5 separate regions of the Homo sapiens genome follow, and all the other regions are linked to region 5. Evidence: chromatin contacts called from ENCODE Hi-C or POLR2A ChIA-PET data. All regions are on one chromosome and are shown on one strand. The core of a region is the stretch at or near the end of the contact, and the rest is flanking DNA. Distances in the headings are between cores, read along the strand shown.

The links. Hi-C counts contacts between places; a loop is a spot of excess contacts on that map. ChIA-PET counts read pairs that join two places held with the same protein, here RNA polymerase II (POLR2A). Pooled maps may share reads with other maps.
Region 1: a map of GM12878 shows a loop between it and region 5 (7-fold over the local background). The contact joins the promoter of RBL1 here to the promoter of RBM39 in region 5. A Hi-C loop is called at or near these places in 1 of 168 maps with a recorded cell type or tissue (GM12878) and 8 of 50 pooled maps. POLR2A ChIA-PET finds 5 or more read pairs at or near these places in 2 of 52 experiments (activated CD4-positive, alpha-beta memory T cell and activated naive CD4-positive, alpha-beta T cell).
Region 2: a pooled map shows a loop between it and region 5 (6-fold over the local background). The contact joins the enhancer-like site here to the promoter of RBM39 in region 5. A Hi-C loop is called at or near these places in 1 of 37 single-sample maps with no recorded cell type and 3 of 50 pooled maps. POLR2A ChIA-PET finds 5 or more read pairs at or near these places in 2 of 52 experiments (H1 and activated T-cell).
Region 3: a pooled map shows a loop between it and region 5 (11-fold over the local background). The contact joins the promoter of DYNLRB1 here to the promoter of RBM39 in region 5. A Hi-C loop is called at or near these places in 4 of 50 pooled maps. POLR2A ChIA-PET finds 5 or more read pairs at or near these places in 3 of 52 experiments (CD4-positive, alpha-beta T cell, CD4-positive, alpha-beta memory T cell and activated CD4-positive, alpha-beta memory T cell).
Region 4: a pooled map shows a loop between it and region 5 (15-fold over the local background). The contact joins the promoter of DSN1 here to the promoter of RBM39 in region 5. A Hi-C loop is called at or near these places in 1 of 168 maps with a recorded cell type or tissue (posterior vena cava) and 6 of 50 pooled maps. POLR2A ChIA-PET finds 5 or more read pairs at or near these places in 1 of 52 experiments (activated naive CD8-positive, alpha-beta T cell).

The regions. Positions count from the first base shown.
Region 1 is chr20:37,094,690-37,097,964 of GRCh38, reverse strand. RBL1 (RB transcriptional corepressor like 1) reads left to right here and starts at 1,968. Exons shown (of 22, transcript NM_002895.5): 1 at 1,968-2,192. The coding sequence starts at 2,037. RefSeq lists enhancers at 1,510-1,559, 1,680-1,949, 1,600-2,276, 2,510-2,609 and a silencer at 2,180-2,239.
Region 2 is chr20:36,834,003-36,837,290 of GRCh38, reverse strand. The region is part of intron 2 of MTCL2 (microtubule crosslinking factor 2); the gene reads left to right. Among named protein-coding and RNA genes, the nearest start is that of MTCL2, 28 kb to the left of the region's middle. RefSeq lists a silencer at 1,299-1,588 and an enhancer at 1,819-1,878. Within about 2 kb of position 1,515, at least 35 of the 41 ENCODE cell types and tissues checked have a DNase peak (open chromatin) inside an H3K27ac peak, as active enhancers do.
Region 3 is chr20:34,514,645-34,517,878 of GRCh38, reverse strand. DYNLRB1 (dynein light chain roadblock-type 1) reads right to left here and starts at 1,457. Exons shown (of 4, transcript NM_014183.4): 1 at 1,418-1,457. The coding sequence starts at 1,420. RefSeq lists enhancers at 926-1,105, 772-1,637, 2,026-2,265, 2,376-2,435 and a silencer at 1,456-1,565.
Region 4 is chr20:36,771,863-36,775,423 of GRCh38, reverse strand. DSN1 (DSN1 component of MIS12 kinetochore complex) reads left to right here and starts at 1,661. Exons shown (of 11, transcript NM_001145315.2): 1 at 1,661-1,762. LOC124904894 (a long non-coding RNA gene) reads right to left here and starts at 289. Exons shown (of 2, transcript XR_007067574.1): 1 at 206-289. RefSeq lists enhancers at 810-1,356, 1,316-1,395, 1,406-1,545, 1,676-1,735, 1,357-1,902.
Region 5 is chr20:35,740,646-35,744,242 of GRCh38, reverse strand. RBM39 (RNA binding motif protein 39) reads left to right here and starts at 1,983. Exons shown (of 17, transcript NM_184234.3): 1 at 1,983-2,302; 2 at 3,356-3,419. The coding sequence starts at 3,369. RefSeq lists enhancers at 1,544-1,643, 1,814-2,033, 1,395-2,080, 2,094-2,243 and a silencer at 2,504-2,603.

The DNA.
Region 1 (3,275 bases), core at 719-3,218, 1.4 Mb before region 5:
CATACTTCATTTTCTTTTTTCTTTTTTTTTTTTTTTTTTTTGAGACGGAGTCTCGCTCTGTCACCAGGCTGGAGTGCAGTGGCACGATCTTGGCTTACTGCAACCTCCGCCTCCCAGGTTCCAGCGATTCTTCTACCTCAGCCTGCCAAGTAGCTGGGATTACAAGCGCCCGCCACCATGCCCAGCTAATTTTTGTATTTTTAGTAGAGACGGGGTTTCACCATGTTGGCCAGGATGATCTCGATCTCCTGATCTGGTGACCCGCCTGCCTCAGCCTCCCAAAGTGCTGGGATTACAGGTGTGAGCCACTGCAACCGGCCTTCCATACTTCATTTTCTATTCAGAAAAGCTCAATTTTGGGTTAAATGGGCATGTCCTGGGATAATAAGAAAAAATAAAACCAATATAAGGAAGGGCATATTGATTTTTGGTTTTTTTAAATGCATGCAGGTGAGGCTGGGTTTGACAGATGTGTCCTCAGTTGTTTGTTTTTGAGACAGAGTCTCACTCTGTTACCCAGACTGGAGTGCAGTGGTGCAATCTTGGCTTACTACAGCCTCTGCCTCCTCGGTTCAAGCGATTCTTTATTCTCATGTCTCAGTTGCCCAGGTTGTTAGGATTACACAAGTGCACCCACACGCCCAGCTAATTTTTATATTTTTAGTAGTGACGGGGTTTTGCCTTGTTGGCCTGACTGGTCTCAAACTCCTGGACTCAAGTGATCCACCTGCCTCGGCCTCCCAAAGTACTGGGATTACAGGCAAAGCAAATAATGGAACAACAAAAGAACGAAGACAGGGATTTATTGAAAACAAAAGTACACTCCATAGTGGGGAAGCGAACCCACGCAGCAGCTCAAGGGCCCAGACACAGAATCTTCTGGGGTCCAAATACCCTCTAGAAGTTTCCCATTGGCCACTTTATGCTCTCTTGATGTAACTGAAGTGGTAGCCCACAATCAGTCTGAGTGGTTGCAGAAAGCAACCAATCAGAGGCCAGGGTGAAGTTAACAAAATTATACTTCTATGCAAAGGAAGACTCTCCCGCCATCAGTCTGATTGGTTGTGGACAGCAACCGTTCAGAGGCTGGAGTGAAGTTACAAAGTTGCAAACAAAGACTGGAAGGCGCTCAGTGTGATTTGTTGCAGACAGCCAATTTCCCATCTGCCATGCAGAAAAGGTCCAAGGGAACAGCCTCTGGTTCTTTTGTTACTTAGGCGTGGAAAGTTGGGGTTTTCCTTTCAATTTAGTTCTAAGAAGTCACGTGAAACAGCCATAGGTTCCCTGCCTCCAGACCCTATTCTCCTGCCTCATTTACTGCAGTCTTCTCTGCCTGCCTCTTTTAGCGACTAGCATGAGATGAGGATTCGTCTTCTAATATCCGTCACCAATCCTTCCCCTCTGTCATTTAGCGAACCACTCACTGGGCACTAGGACTTTGGGGAGAGTCCCAAGAGGCCCCTCTTCGTCCAGGGGCTACTTTTTTCTCTTCCAGCCTCCATCTCCTAACTCAAGGGGTACAGCTCAGATTATGTTTGGCGCCCAGGGACAGTGACAAACCCAGGGCCCGTGGATAGAGGAGGCATCTCACTACGCTGCACGAGGCCACCTCGCAGTAGGCAGCCCAGCCCTGCCCCAAAACCCAAGAGCCTAACCAGGAAGACAGGGGGAGGCCGCGGGCTTCATCTCCCAAGAGATGGACTACACCTCCCAGCAGGCTCTGCGCGCGGGCTGAGGATCCCTCCGCTCTTTTTCTGTCCCGCCGGCTGGGCCCCCCGCGACCAGCCAAGGGCCAAGGACAGGTCTTTCAGAATCTGAGGTACATCTTCTTATCACATTTCCGGGGAGGGACTGCTAGGAGCTCCGGAGGAAAAACGGACTTTTTTTGAGGAGAAAAGCGGAGGCAGACGGTGGATGACAACACGTCCCGCAGCTGCAGATTTTCGCGCGCTTTGGCGCAGGTGGTTGTGGGTAGCGCGCCTGGGAGGGAGAAAGAAGTCGGGGGCCGTGGCGCGCAGCCCGCGGGGCCTGAAGGGATGTTCGAGGACAAGCCCCACGCTGAGGGGGCGGCGGTGGTCGCCGCAGCCGGGGAGGCGCTACAGGCCCTGTGCCAGGAGCTGAACCTGGACGAGGGGAGCGCGGCCGAAGCCCTGGACGACTTTACTGCCATCCGAGGCAACTACAGCCTAGAGGTGAGCGGCAGCAGGTGGGGCGGCCGGACCCTACCCTCGCCAGGCCCCACCCCTGCCCCGCCCCTTCCTCGGCCTATGGGGTGGTGGGAGTTTCCCCACCTAGGAGGGTCGCTGCGCAGCCAAGCGCCGAGGGGCGGGAAAGGTGGGTGTAGCTCAGCCAATCCACCCATCATTTTGAGGCGGGAAACTGAAGCTCAGGAAAGGAGCGGCCTAGGTCCCGCGCCGCTCAGACCCCAGGCTTCCTGACCACACTTCCCTCTACCCCGCCAAGCGCCACAAAAGTCATGGTGCTGCCCTTAAATCAGTAAGAACAAATATAATGGTAAAGTGAAAATGAACTGCATGCCAAGACATCACTGCCCAGAGCTTTAAATGGACCCTCAGTTCCGTCTGAACCCCTTCTGTGATCCCCATTTCACGCAAGAGGAAGCGGAGCCCTAGACGGGTTAAGCTACAGGCCCAAGGTCACACGGTTAGAGATGGAGCCAGACCCAGGGTCTGAGCCGTTTAACCTCCACCCTCTGCTTCACCAGGGTGGAGCTGCCGGTCGCTGTGCAGCAGTTTGATCAAAGCCAATGTGCACACGAAGCTGATCTCAGCCCTACGTTTCCTCCTCCGTCAGAGCATCGTCCTGATGCTTTGCATCAGTGTCTGGCTCTGAATAAAACAAATGTCAGTTATAATTACTTGATTTTTTTCCCCATCATTCTTGCATTTTATCCTCGCAACAGCCCTGTGAACATGGCATGGCAATGAGTATTAGACTGCTTTCCAGGTGATAATGGCAAGGCTCAGAAGGTTGTCTTGCCTAGGATTATTCTAATATAGAAACCCAGGCTGGGCGTGGCGGCTCACGCCTATAATCCCAGCACTTTGGGAGGCCAAGGCGGGCGGATCACTTGAGGCCAGGAGTTCGAGACTAACCTGGGCAACACGGCGAAACCCCATCTCTACTAAAAAAATACAAAAACTAGCTGGGTGTGGTGGCGCCTGCCTGTAATCTAGCTACTCGGGAGGCTGAGGCAGGAGAATTGCTTAAACCCAGGAGGCATAGGCCGCAGTGAGTGGAGATCACACCACTGC
Region 2 (3,288 bases), core at 266-2,765, 1.1 Mb before region 5:
TGGTCTGGTGGTGAGAACTCCAGGGCCCCCAGGCCCGGCCCTCTGCCCTCAGAACTCAGCCCAGTGTGATCTGGTGACACGAGGAGCTGGGATGGGGCCCTAGGGAGGCTTCCTGCAGGGGTGACTTCTGAGTGAAGGCCCAAGGGAGAAGTGGGCCTGAGCCAGGAAGGGGGAAAGAGGAAGGTGGCAGAAGATGGCTCCTGTGAGGACCCAGGGGAGCGGCAGGATGCGAGTCAGCCACACACTTACCTGGGGAGAAGTCCCTTCTGTTGGAAGACACTGGCAAACTCAAGCCCTATAGCCTTTCCAGTGGAATATAAAAGAAAAACCTTTGTTAAGGGACCAGGGAGAGCCATGGTTTCAAAGGCCAGCAGAACCAGGGGAGGTAAACAGGAGTGCCTGTTCCAGGAAGCTGCTGGCGCCCCCTGTGGTCTTGTTGGTGCACAATGGGATTGTAGTGCTGTCCTACACATGAGGCAACCAATGGTTGTGTCTCCGCCAGAGGTGGAGGCTCATGCCTGTAATCCCAGAATCCCAGCGCTTTGGGAGGCTGAAGTGGGAGGATCGCTAGAGGCCAATAGTTGGAAATCAGGCTGGGCAACATAGCAAGACCCTATCTCTACAAAAAAATAAAAAAAATTAGCAGAGGCTGGGGGTGGTGGCTCACACCTGTAATCCTAGCACTTTGGCAGGCCGAGGCGGATGGATCACCTGAGGTCAGGAGTTCGAGACCAGCCTGGCCAACATGGTGAAACCCCGGCTCTACTAAAAATACAAAATGAGCCGGGTGTGGTGGTACACGCCTGTACTCCCAGCTACTCAGGAGGCTGAGGCAGATGAATCGCTTGAACCTGGGAGGCCGAGGTTGCAGTGAGCTCACACCATTGCAGTCCAGCCTGGGTGACAGAGTGAAACTCTGTCTCAAAAAAAAAAAAAAAAAAAAAAAAAATTAGCTGGGCGTGGTGGCAAGTGCCTATAGTCCCAGCTATATGGGAGGCCAAGGCCAGAGGATTGCTTGAGTCCAGGAGTTAAAGGTTTCAGTGAGCTATGATTGCAGCACTGCACTCCAGCCTGGGCGACAGAGCGACAAGGTCTCTCTCTAAAAGAAAAAAAAGAATGAGTTAGTTTCCAAGTTCAAAGCGTACCTCTACTTGACAGGGCAGCTCCCGGGCATATTCAGATTCCAATCACTGGGTTGGGAGGGGTGGGGGGTGGTGGGGGAAGGCAGTAGGGAGGAGATGGGGAGGGGGAGGGAATAGCTGGAGAAGCTCAGAGGAATCTGCGTTTGGGCATATAGTGGAGGATTTCTGGGAGGGACACAAAAAAATGTCAGACTTCAGAAAGATGAGGAAGAGGCGGAGGAGAGGCTGGGACCTGGAGCTAGCTGCCGGCTGCGGCGCCTCCGTGGGTGGAGCTAGAGCAGCGGCGGCGGCGGCGGGGAGGCGGGTGTGGGGAGCGGGTGTGTGGCTCTCCGGAGTCTGGGCGGAGAGGAGGGGCCGTTTCTGTTGGGGTTTGAATTAGCCAATCAGCATCCCTCTTGCCCTTCCCTCCCTCCTCTCCCCACGCTGCAGCTGGAGCGCTGAGCTCATCTGCGGGCCTGGGGCCTGAGCTGGATGGACACCTCTGGCCACCACCCTGAGCCCCATGTGCTGGGGTCGTTCTGGGGGGTTTTGGGAAGTTATCAGAATGCTGCTTTCCCTGGCATCGTCTTGGAGGGCTTGATGGACCCGAGTGGGGAGGGGGCGGGCGCTGCCTAGGAGGGTACCTCTGGGACTTCCCCAACTTGCTCTGCCAGCTCCGTGGTCCATGCCCTGACTTGCCCCTACCGCTTGGTGCCTCATTTTCCCCTTCTGTTAAATGTGGCTTTTGACCAGCTGAATCCTCAGGGCTTTTGAGCTCCTGTGGTTTTATGGAGCAGAGGGGTATTGGTGGGGTGGGGTGGGGGGTCATGAATAAAACCACAGGCCTCAGTGCCCCCCCCCAACCCCCAGCTCTCCCTCTCTGCTGGTCCTCACCGTTGACAGGACCTACAGAACCTCGGTGGGGCCTTTGCCCAGCATGAGGAGGGCAAGGTCACGGGGCGGAGAGCTGCTGTGCCACGTTTGCTGTGTGGCCTTGGGTAAGTTCCTTCACATCTCTGAGCTTGTTTCCTCATGGAAAATGGAGATAAAATGAGTCCCTCCCTCTAGAGGTTTTTGTGAGGATAAAATGAAATAATTCAAGTGAAGAGAGTATTAAATACTAGGTCTGGAAATAAACATGTATTGGTTGTGGTTTTCTTTTTCTTTTTTTTTTTAAGGCAGGGTCTCACTCTGTCACCCAGGCTGGAGTGCAGTGGTGTGATCTCAGCAACCTCTGCCTCCTGGGTTCCAGCAATTCTCCTACCTCAGCCTCCCAAGTAGCTGGGATTACAGGCATGCGCCACCATGTCCAGCTAATTTTCGTATTTTTAGTAGAGATGGGGTTTCTCTGTGTTGGCCAGGCTGGTCTCTAACTCCTGACCTCAGGTGATCTACCCACGTCGGCCTCCCAAAGTGCTGGGATTACAGGTGTGAGCCACCATGCCTGGTCTGGTTGTGGTTTTCTTATTGCTGAGAAGAACTCACACAGCAAGTATAAGTTCTTCTGAGCAATACATCAGTAGGACTACTAGTAGTAGTAGGCTAGTAGGACTGGTTGGTAGTAGTAGTAGACTAGTAGTCTGGGGGCGAGGGTAGGCCAGGATCTCAGCCTCCCAGGGTGGATAAAAATCACCAGGAGGGCTTGTTCACAACATACATTCCCAGGACCCGTGAGGAGCTGAGACCGGATACAAGGAGGTCAGGTCCAGGGAATCTGGGATCTAAACTCTGGTCTAAAGTGACTCCTGTGGGAAGCCAAGGACACACCAGGAGCACGCCCCCTTCCTCAGATACAGATGTTGCTGGAGAAAATGTTCTGGCTTTGGGTTTCATTCCTAGGTGACCTGTGCAGGTTACCTCCCTTCTTTGAGCCTCACTTTCCTCATCTGTAGAGTGGGGGTGACATTCCTACCCTCCTGGGGTTTGTAGGAGGATTCAGCCACACGGAGTCCAGAATGCTGCCTGGCCAGGGGATGCTCTTCCTTTTTTCTTTTTTTTTTTTTTTTTGAGATGAAGTCTTGCTCTGTCACCCAGGCTGGAGTACAGTAGCGTGATCGCTGCTCACTGCAACTTCCACCTCCCGGGTTCAAGCAATTCTCCTGCCTCAGCCTTCCGAGTAGCTGGGATTACAGGCATGCCACCATACCCAGCTAATTTTTGTATTTTT
Region 3 (3,234 bases), core at 208-2,707, 1.2 Mb after region 5:
GATCACGAGGTCAGGAGATCGAGACCACCGTGTTGAGGCGGACTAACACGGTGAAACCCCGTCTCTACTAAAAATACAAAAAATTAGCTGGGCGTGGTGGTGGGCGCCTGTAGTCCCAGCTACTCGGGAGGCTGAGGCGGGAGAATCACTTGAACCTGGGAGGCGGAGGTGGCAGTGAACTAAGATGGTGCCACTGCACTCCAGCCTGAGCGACAGAGACACACTCCATCTCAAAAAAAAAAAAAAAAAAAGAAATAATGAATGTTTAAGGTGATGGATATTCTATAATAAATATAGCCTGATTTGATCATTACACATCATATGCATGTATCAAAATATTACATGTATATCTACAACATAAATGTGTACAACTATTATATATCAATTTTTTTTACAGCTTAAGAAGTGATGTGAAAAATGAAGTTATACATATTTGAAGCATTATTACATGTTTGTAATGATGTGGAGATATTGTGGTGTAATAATGAAAAACACAGAACCCACAATTGCACATTCAATAGGGGCTAAACTGTATAAACCAAAAACAAGCAAAAAAGACTAGAAGTCATATGACTACTGTAAGTGGTTGCCTCTAGGTGATGACACGGTTTCTTTTTTCAATTTTTTTATTACAAGCTCTAGATTTCTAAATAAGATTTTTGAAAAAGTAATATATTCACATGGCTTAAAATTTGAAACTTTTTCAAATTTTGCCCAAGCTGTGAGGATTACAAACACAAAACCTGTAACGGCGTTGAGAACCCACAGCTGCAGCAAGCAAGGTAGAAAGCAAGCTTTGGGATCCCCAAGAGCAGACCCCGCCCGTTCCTGACTCTGGCACCCAGTCCCAGCGGCTAGAAAGAACCACGCCGACAGAGTGGCGGCCGTCAAGCTTCTAGGGTTCAAATCCATCTCCACTATTTCCTGGGGCAAAGCACTTGGCTTCTCGGGGCGCTGAATAACAGATATGTATAACAAAATGGGACTAAAGATTGTATCTACCTCACAGAGCTGGGAGGAGGCGGAGGAAATACAAGATACATAAAGTGCTTGGCAGAGCCTGCCACAAACTGAGCTCCCGGGAAACGTTGCCAGGGTTGCCATCGCGCACCAAGGCCCCAAAACTCTAGGCTGCAGGGCCGCCGCCCACCCCTCGCCCATCATCTCTTCCTGGCCGAGGCTGGGCTCCCGCTTCCGGTCAAGGGGCAGCGGGATCCGGCGGCCCCGCCTCGGTCAGGCTTTAGAGGCCTCCGCCGCCGGGTTCCACCCTCAAGTCGGCTGGGGCCCGGGCCCGGCCACGCCCAGCCACCACCGATTCCCTGTCCGGAGCTCTGAGATCCCCTCATCCTCGGAAGACTGAAGGCCTGGCGTGGGGTGGTGGGCGGCCGCCAGCCACAAGACCCCGGCGCACGCTCACCATTTCCGACCGATCCGGTAGCCCCGCGTAGCGAACACTTAGCGAGTCCTGTGCCTTTCTGCGCCTGCGCAAAGGTTTCTGTCAAAACGGACAGCTCTAGCTGCCTATCAGGAGCCAGCGTGAGGCGGGGGCGGGCGAGCCGATCTTGGCTCCGCCAGGATTCTTGGAAAATCTGCTTTCCACTGTGGCAAAGCGAAAAGCTAAGGAGCAGTGCGCTAAGCTGTGGAAAATTCCCAACTCCAGCCGTGCAGAAAAGATGCTGGTTCTGGCTGGACGCGGTGGCTTACGCCTGTAATTCCAGCACTTTGGGAGGCCGAGTCGGAAGGATTGCTTGAGCCCAAGAGTTCGAGACCAGCCTGGGCAACATGGAGAGACCCCTTCTCTACTAAAAAATAAACAAAATTAGCCGGGCGTGGTGGCGCGCTCGTGTAGTTCCAGTTACTCCAGAGGCTGAGGTAGGAGGATCGCCTGACCAGGAGTTCGAGGCTGCAGTGAGCCGAGATTGCGCCACTGCACCCCAGCCTGGGCGACAGAGCAAGAGACCCTGACTAAAACAAAACAAAACAAAAACCATGCTGGTTCTCGGTATCGGAAGAGGCTTTCAGTGCTGGTTCTCGGTATCGGAAGAGGCTTTCAGCTCTCAATGGAGGTCTAAGCTGGTTCTGGAGTCCCTGAGTGGAGCGTGGTGGGAGGGTATGAAGGCAAGTGGGACGGTTGCTGAGACCCGCTTTGCGCCCAGACTGAGCCAGAGAGAGGCCCAGGGCCAAAATGCGCTTCGGGATCGGGCAGGCCTGGGGTGGGGCTGGAGTCAGGTACCTCGAGTCTCCGGGTAAGATGCCGTGCAAGCTCGGAGATGAATTGGTTAGGGCTGGCCTGGGAGTCTTTAGAATCCGAGCTCAGCCCCGCCTCGCGTTACCTAGCAGAAGGCACTTCACATCTGTGTGTTCTGTCTTGTTCTCACCTCTGAAAGGGGGACTCTTCCCAGAGCCCTATGTTGTCCTGTTCCGGCAGGCCGCAAACGTTTCTGGGTCCTCTAGGAGTAAATAACTTCTGTTAAAACATGCTGCCGTTTAGTGAACCCTGTGCCACATTACTGTGCTGAACACGCACATAACGTTATCTCCGGTAGCTTCAGGGAAGTATCGGTAACCTCGATACTTTATAAATGCTGTTTCTCCCAGGCACTGTAGCTTGCTGGATTCAACGATGATCTAACTCCAAAGTTTCATTCCACAGTAGCTGCTCTTCAGTGAGGAAGGATTTGGTTCTCCTTCCAGGAGTGTCTGCATGTTAAGAGGATTGACTTTACTGCGAAGAAACCTAGCAGACACCACCGTAACCAGATCAAAGTTAGTATTACTGGCAAGGGGAGATATTGATGCCGTGTGCCCCGATAAAAATGCGTTAAGGGCACATCACCTCCGAGTCATTTTCCACAAAAACTCCCAGCCTTAAACCATGAGAAAATTTCACTAAATCCAGTGTGAGGGATGTTCTACAAGATACCTGTACCCCGCCCCCGCCCCCCAAAATCTCAAAGTCATGAAAGCAAGGAATGAATGCGGAACTGTCACAGATTAGAGGAGTAAGGAGAAAGAAAAATAACATGGGTGGGAAAATTGGTGAAATCTGAGTAAGGGCTGTAGTTTAGTGTTATTTTTACCAGTGTTAATTTATTAGTTTTGGTAATTCTAGCATGGTTATATGGGATCATAACATTGGAGAAAGCTGGGTGAAGACTGTGCAGGAACTCTTAACCATTTTTGCAACAGCTCTGTAAATGTAAAATTATTTCAAAATAAATTTTTAAAAGGACT
Region 4 (3,561 bases), core at 412-2,911, 1.0 Mb before region 5:
AAGGAACACTGAGTTCTCTTCCTGGCACGTTGACAGAGAGGAGTTTAAGAGGCAGGCAAGCATAAAAGGAACTGGGTACCTCTCAACCCCAGAAAGTGATATTCAGGGAGCCAAGGGCAAATCTCTGCTTTCAGAATGGCTGCTGCAGCCAGCAGGCTGGAACCACAGGGTGGAAATTTCAGGAAGGCAGATTTTTGTCTCCCACCAGAAAACTTTTCCAAGGACCACAACTGCTATGGAAGGATGACCACGGTCAGCTCCAGCTGCCTCTCTCCAACCCCTCTTTTGGACTGTGGGCTGCTTATAATTCAATATTTGGAAGTTTTTCTGTGAAAGAAAGGACTGTGCACATCCAAGGGGACATTTTGGTGGCGTCGTGCTGGGTGCTGAGGAAGCAGCCCGCTCTCTGGAGCCTCCTAGACCAGCATGGGATAGTGGAGCAGGAACAGATTGGGCTCCTGGGAGCACAGAAAGGACAGTTGGTTTTCAGCCTAAGGCCAGAGAGAATGCTTGGAGAGAAATCAATCATTCCTTAGCTGAGGCTTAAAATTCGAGGATGTGGCCGGGCGCAGTGGCTCATGCCTGTAATCCCAGCTCTTTGGGAGGCCGAAGTGGGTGGATCACTTGAGGTCAGGAGTTCGCGACCAGCCTGGCCAACATTTTTAGTGGCCGTCTCTACTAAAAATACAAAAATTAGCCAGGCGTGGTGGTGGGCGCCTGTAATCCCAGCTACTCGGGAGGCTGAGGCAGGAGAATCGCTTGAACCCGAACCCGGGAGGCGGAGGTTGCCGGGAGCCGAGATCGCGCCACTGCACTCTAGCCTGGGCGACAGAGCGAGACTCCGTCTCAAAATACAAAAAAATTGGAGGATGTAGCTAGGAAAAGCAGGGAAAGCCTTCCCAGGCAGAGGGAACAGCGCCTGGGAATATAGCGCCTCAAAGGGCATCTGATGCCCTGTCCCCGTCCTACCCCTAAGGACCAGCCCGACCTGCCGCACCCCCCGACCCCGACTAAGGACACTGCGACCACTTGGGGGCGCTGCGACCTCCTCCCGGGTGAAATGAAACCCGAGGGCAGGCCCCCACCCACCAAGCAAGTAAAGCAAGCCGTTTGAGGGAGTGGCCTGGAAATGAGAGAGAAAAAGTCCTAGAGCAGGAGTGGGATAGACTGTGAGGCAAACTGAGCTCAGAGCTCCAGTCCACCCTGGGGAGAGTCACGGTCCACATTTTGGGAGTTAAGGAGATAAAGGGAGTGGGAACCAGAGCCTAGCGACGGGGACAGGGCATCAGATGCCCTTTGAGGCGCTGTATTCCTCCGGCAAGAATCTCTCCGGGCCTCTGTTTCCCCCATCTTAGATGGGCTCTGGGGCCGTCGGGCGCAAAAGGACACGATAGTGTGGCGGGTCCCGGAAAGGGACTCCCGGGCGGGGTGTTGCGGGGAGGTGGTGACGTGGCCAGACAGGACCTAAAGGACTTGGACTAGAGGAGCGGAGCTGGCAGGAGCGTTGGACGGCGGTGTACGCATGCGCGTCGGGCGGCGGTGTACGCATGTGCATCGCCGGAGGCAGGCGTTCTGCGCGCGCGTGCCCGAGAAACTGACGGCCGCGCATGCGCCCTTGGTTGGCGGGAGTTTCGGAGGCGGTGACCGTGACGTAGAAGGTGGAGACCGCTTCACCCTGATCAGGGAGTATCGGCTGCGGGTGCGCAAGGCGTCCAGGAGTGACCTGGGGCTGTGGAGAGCGACCCGTGGCCTTGTGTTTCAGGTACGGAGGTTCCGGACTGGACGGGCGTCAGGAAGTCACAGACTTGTCCTCTGATGTGGCCCCGCCCGCCGCCGCACTAATCTCTTCGGCGTCGTACCCGTCGGCCCAGCTCGACCCGCCGCAGCCCCGGCCCCGACCGTGGACACTGGGGGTCCCCGAGGGCGCTGCGACCTCCTCCCGGGTGAAATGAAACCCGAGGGCAGTCCCCCTTACCGACCCCATTAGAGACGTATCTGCCGTGCCAGGGGTCTAGGCTCCAGAAACAGGGGTGAGGACTGGGTAGAGGGCTGGGGTTCGAATTGCCCCTGTGCCCCCAGGCTGGCTGTGTCACAAGCTTGGGCCAGGCTTTTTGCCCCTCTGAACCTCAGTTCCCCTGTCTGCAAAGTGGAGTTAATGGTGCTTACGGAGTTGTGGAAGGGATTAAGTGGAATAACGATGCAAGTAAAGCGCTTACATAGCACAGGTCCTAGCACAGAATAAGCGTTTAACAGTTGACAGTTGTTGCTTTTCTAAGCCTGGATCTGTGTGATACAGTCGTTATTATCCAAGCCTGGATTTGTGTGATATTGTCATAAGGACCGTGGGGGATTCAGATCCTTGACCGAGCCCTCCTTGTTATCTTTTCCTTTTTGTCCCTCTGCATATATTCATATCTTTTTACTTAGCACCCCCCACAGACAGATTTCTGCTGGGAGGGAGGGGACGATGAAGAGATGCCTAGGTGACATCCCTGCCTTCCAGGCAGTTGTTCCTGACAGTCACTAGGAATACAAATACAGCCTGGCTGGGGAGACAGACATGTAAACAGATTTTATAGCCAATGCTACGAAGGCCAAGGGGCATAACCACCAACTCTGCCAAAGATAAGTGATGTGAAAGCTTCATATTTGAGCCAGGTTGGGAAGGATGAATAAGTTTAACAGGTAGAAGGACAGATATGTGCAAAGATTCAGAAGTAGTACAGGGAATAGGACTGGGAGGAGAGAGCAGGAATGGGTAAATTGGGACTAGTTTACCTGAGGTGTTGACTACACTTTGGAAAAGTCCCGGCAACTGTCTGAAGAATAGACTGGGCCGGGTGTGGTGGCTCAGGCCTGTAATCCCAGCACTTTGGGAGGCTGAGGCCGGGCGGATCACCTGAGGTCAAGAGTTCGAGACCAGCCTGGCCAATATGGGGAAACCCCATCGCTACTAAAAATACAAAAATTAGCCAGGTGTGGTGGCAGGCACCTGTAATCCCAGCTACTCAGGAAGCTGAGGCAGGAGAATTGCTTGAACCTGGGAGGTGAAAGTTGCAGTGAGCCGAGACTGCGCCACTGCACTCCAGCCTTGGCGACAGAGTGAGATTCCACCTCAAAAAAAAACAAAAACAAAGAATAGACTGGAGACGGGCCGTTGGAGGTAGAAAAACTAGTGGAGAGACTATTAAGATAGTGGGAGGGACCAGAAATTATGAGACCTGAACTAAACTAGTAACAGTGAGGCTGGGCGTGGTGGCTCACGCCTGTAATCCCAGACTTTGGGAGGCCTAGGCTGGTGGATCACTTGAGGCCAGGAGTTTGAGACCAGCCTGGCCAACATGGGGAAACCCCATCTCTACTAAAAATGCAAAAATTAGCCAGGTATGGTGGTGCATTCCTGTAATCCCAGCTACTCAGGAGGCTGAGGCAGGAGAATCACCTGAACTGGGGAGGAGGAGGTTGCAGTGAGCCAAGATTGTGCTACTGTACTCCAGCCTGGGCAACAGAGCAAGACCCTGTCTCAAAATAATAAATAAACTAGTAACAGTGAGAATGGAG
Region 5 (3,597 bases), core at 734-3,233:
AACCAAGTGCCATCTTCATGCTTTCATTTTGCACTAGTCATAATACTGGAATTACCGAGGGGCAGGAAGAGATAGCAAAGGTTAGCTTGCTTTATTTCTGACATATTATGCTTCAATTTCCTGTGACAGTTTTCTTTTCTTTCTTTTTCTTTCTTTTTTTTTTGAGATGGAGTCTCGATCTCTGTCACCCAGGCTGGAGTGCAATGGCATGATCTCAGCTCACTGCAACCTCTGCCTCCCAGGTTCAAGTGATTCTCCTGCCTCAGCCTCCCGAGTAGCTGGGAATTGCAGGCGCCTGCCACCTAGTTTTTTTTTTATTTTTAGTAGAGACAGGGTTTCGCCATGTTGGTCAGGTCTTGAACTCCTGACCTCAGGCGGTCCACCCGCGTCGGCCTCCCAAAGTGCTGGGATTAGATGCATGAGCCACTGCGCCCAGCCTCCAGAGCGAGACTGTCTCAGAAATAAAATAAAAAGAGGATCTGAATTTTCAGAAAAAGGATTAAGGGAGTATTCTAACTACAAAATAACTGTTATTAATAATCCTCTAAGATAAATCCTAACCTGTGTGTAAAGTTAACCTGAGAGGCAAAACCACTTAACATCTATATTTGCTCTAAATAATTTTGTTTAGCAGAAACAGAAGTTAGCTGTTTTGAAGATCAAATATTTACCAGGCGTTTTACAGACATTATATCATTTAATCTTCACTATAGCCCTTCTGAGCCTTCATTCATTAATTTACTGAGGGTCCACTTGGGCAGACATGCCCTGCTAACCTCTAAAAATTCAGTACTGAGCATTACCTGCCTTCCTCAGTCTCAAGTAGCTTAGACTAGCTACTAAGTACGTCCTCTTTTAAATCAGGAAATGAAAGATCCCCTCTGAGAGGTTAATTTGCTTGTCCAAGGTCACACAGTGTTGCAGCAGCTAGTTACACTAATCAAGGCGTCTCATTTCCAATCTTTTCTGCCCTCAATCATTAGACTGTTAAGATTAGAGGGTAAGATTTTTGCTTTGAAGACTTCTTTCCAGTTTTTTTTCCCAGCATCTAGGAGGAAACCTCACACAGTACTGACCAAAGAACAAATGGCTAATTCATACTCTAATTACCTGGCATCTAGAAGACTTCAGGGGAGAGGAGCCAGGTCCCAGGGGGAAGGGGGCCTTTTTTTTTTTGTTGGGGGGGTGTCTTATTTTTTCACCAAATCGTCCAGTAATATTCAGGAAGGGGAACATTTTTGAAGGAACGGTAGCAACCCTGACACAAGAGCTGATTAAATTCGGGGCACAAAACTGATCCCATGCCAAGGGAAGCAAGAGTTTATTTTTTCCACCTTTTTTTTGCTTTTCTCCACTATTTCCAAGGTTGTTTCAAAGCTCGACAGTGGAGGCCGCGCCATTGGCTCCAAATGACAGGGAAATCTATTTTTATTATCTCCCCCTCTCCCCCTACCCCTAAAGATCTCTTCTTCTGGCCTTCTGATACACTTTTCCACTTCCTCTCCACCCTCAGCGGATAATCTGAATATGGCCGTTTTATCCTATCGCCATAAGGACTAGGTTGCCTTATGGCGACCTTGACAGCCATCTGTGTGGGAGGCCGGAGCGGGGGCGATCGGCTGTGCCGGAGGAATCTTCAGATGGCCGTGAGGAGGCGCCACGAGGGGGAGGTGACCGCTGAGCTCCACTCAGCGAAGAGCTCTCTGAAAGATTGACAGGCAGCCTACCAACTGTCTTTGCCCTAGAGACCCGCTCTGTCTCGCGAGATTTGGGTGCTTACGCGGAGGGGGAGTGAAAGGCGCCTCACTGAATGGGGGATGGGAATATCTGTGGCGCAATCATTGCGCGAGATTGGGCTACGGTCGCCGGAGCCATACTTAGGTCTCGCGATACTTCGGCCGCTCAAATTTGGAGCTTGGGGCAGCTTCTCGCGAGAGCCCGTGCTGAGGGCTCTGTGAGGCCCCGTGTGTTTGTGTGTGTGTATGTGTGCTGGTGAATGTGAGTACAGGGAAGCAGCGGCCGCCATTTCAGGGAGCTTGTCGACGCTGTCGCAGGGGTGGATCCTGAGCTGCCGAAGCCGCCGTCCTGCTCTCCCGCGTGGGCTTCTCTAATTCCATTGTTTTTTTTAGATTCTCTCGGGCCTAGCCGTCCTTGGAACCCGATATTCGGGCTGGGCGGTTCCGCGGCCTGGGCCTAGGGGCTTAACAGTAGCAACAGAAGCGGCGGCGGCGGCAGCAGCAGCAGCAGCAGCAGCAATCTCTTCCCGAACACGAGCACCACAGGCGCCCGAAGGCCGGAACAGGTACGGGGCGTTGCGGACCCGCGTATTATCTCAGCTTTCTCGAGGTTTGGCTCCATTTTGGGCTGAGGGGCGCTTTTGGAGGTCTTTAGCGACCGGGGTGGGGGGTGGTTTTCGAGAAATCGGCCCTGTTTCAGTGACCGCGCCCTTATTTTCCAGTCGGGTATAGTCTGGATTCTTGGGGCGGTAGGGACCCCCGAGAGGCCGCGGTAGAATGGTGACCTGTCTCCTTCGAGGCCTGGGCCGGCCGCGACCTCCCAACATGGCGCCAGTTGAACGCTGCCTTGGCTCATAACCCCTCCCAATGGAGGGAGTTTCTCTTTGCCCCTAAAATGGCAGCGCGGGTTTTTGCCCGGAAAGAGGCGCTCTCGTTCGGGTCTCCCAGTTTCTGTTTTTGGAGTTGACAGCAGAGTTTTAAATATTGGATATTGAAGTCTTCATTTTCGTGTGTTTCGTGTAAGAGGCGTTTTGGATTTACTTACGTAAGCCAAACCTGGTTAAAGTGCATGTCACTTTAGTCATTAATTGTAGGGCTTTTGGAGGTTTTTCTTAAGTTTTCGAGTGTGTCGGCTGAGAAGAAAAATTCAGTCGATTTGAAAAACGTTTACCAGGCCGGGCGCGGTGGCTCACGCCTGTAATCCCAGCAGTTTGGGAGGCAGAGGCAGGCGGATCACTTGAGGTTAGGAGTTCGAGACCAACCTCATCAACATGGTGAAACCCCGTCTCTACCAAAAATACAAAAATTAGCCGGGCGTGGTGGCAGGCGCCTGTGATCCCAGCTATTCGGGAGGTGAGGTGGTAGGATCGCTGGAACCTGGGAGGCGGAGCTTGCAGTGAGCCGAGATCGCGCTACTGCACTTCAGCCTGGGCAACTAGAGCGAAACTCCGTCTCAAAAAAAAAAAAAAAAAAAAAGAAAAATGTTTACTCACGGAATCGTCTTGTTCTTTTCCTAGGCGTTTAGAGAAAATGTTAGACGATATAGGCAACAAGAGTGAAACTTGTTTCACATTGTAAGAGAAATGTTTACTCAAGAAATTGTCTTGTTCTCTTCCTAGGCGTTTAGAGAAAATGGCAGACGATATTGATATTGAAGCAATGCTTGAGGCTCCTTACAAGAAGGTGAGAAAAAACATGTCGGTGAGGTTTATATATTTCTTAATTTAGCATTATTCACGAAACTACTGCTGAAATGTAAACTAACCTCCCCGGAGCCCTCTTGATTTATCTTATCAGAGATGCATTACGTGTAACTTACAAAAGTAAATATATGCTATTGATGTAATAATATTGTGCAGTA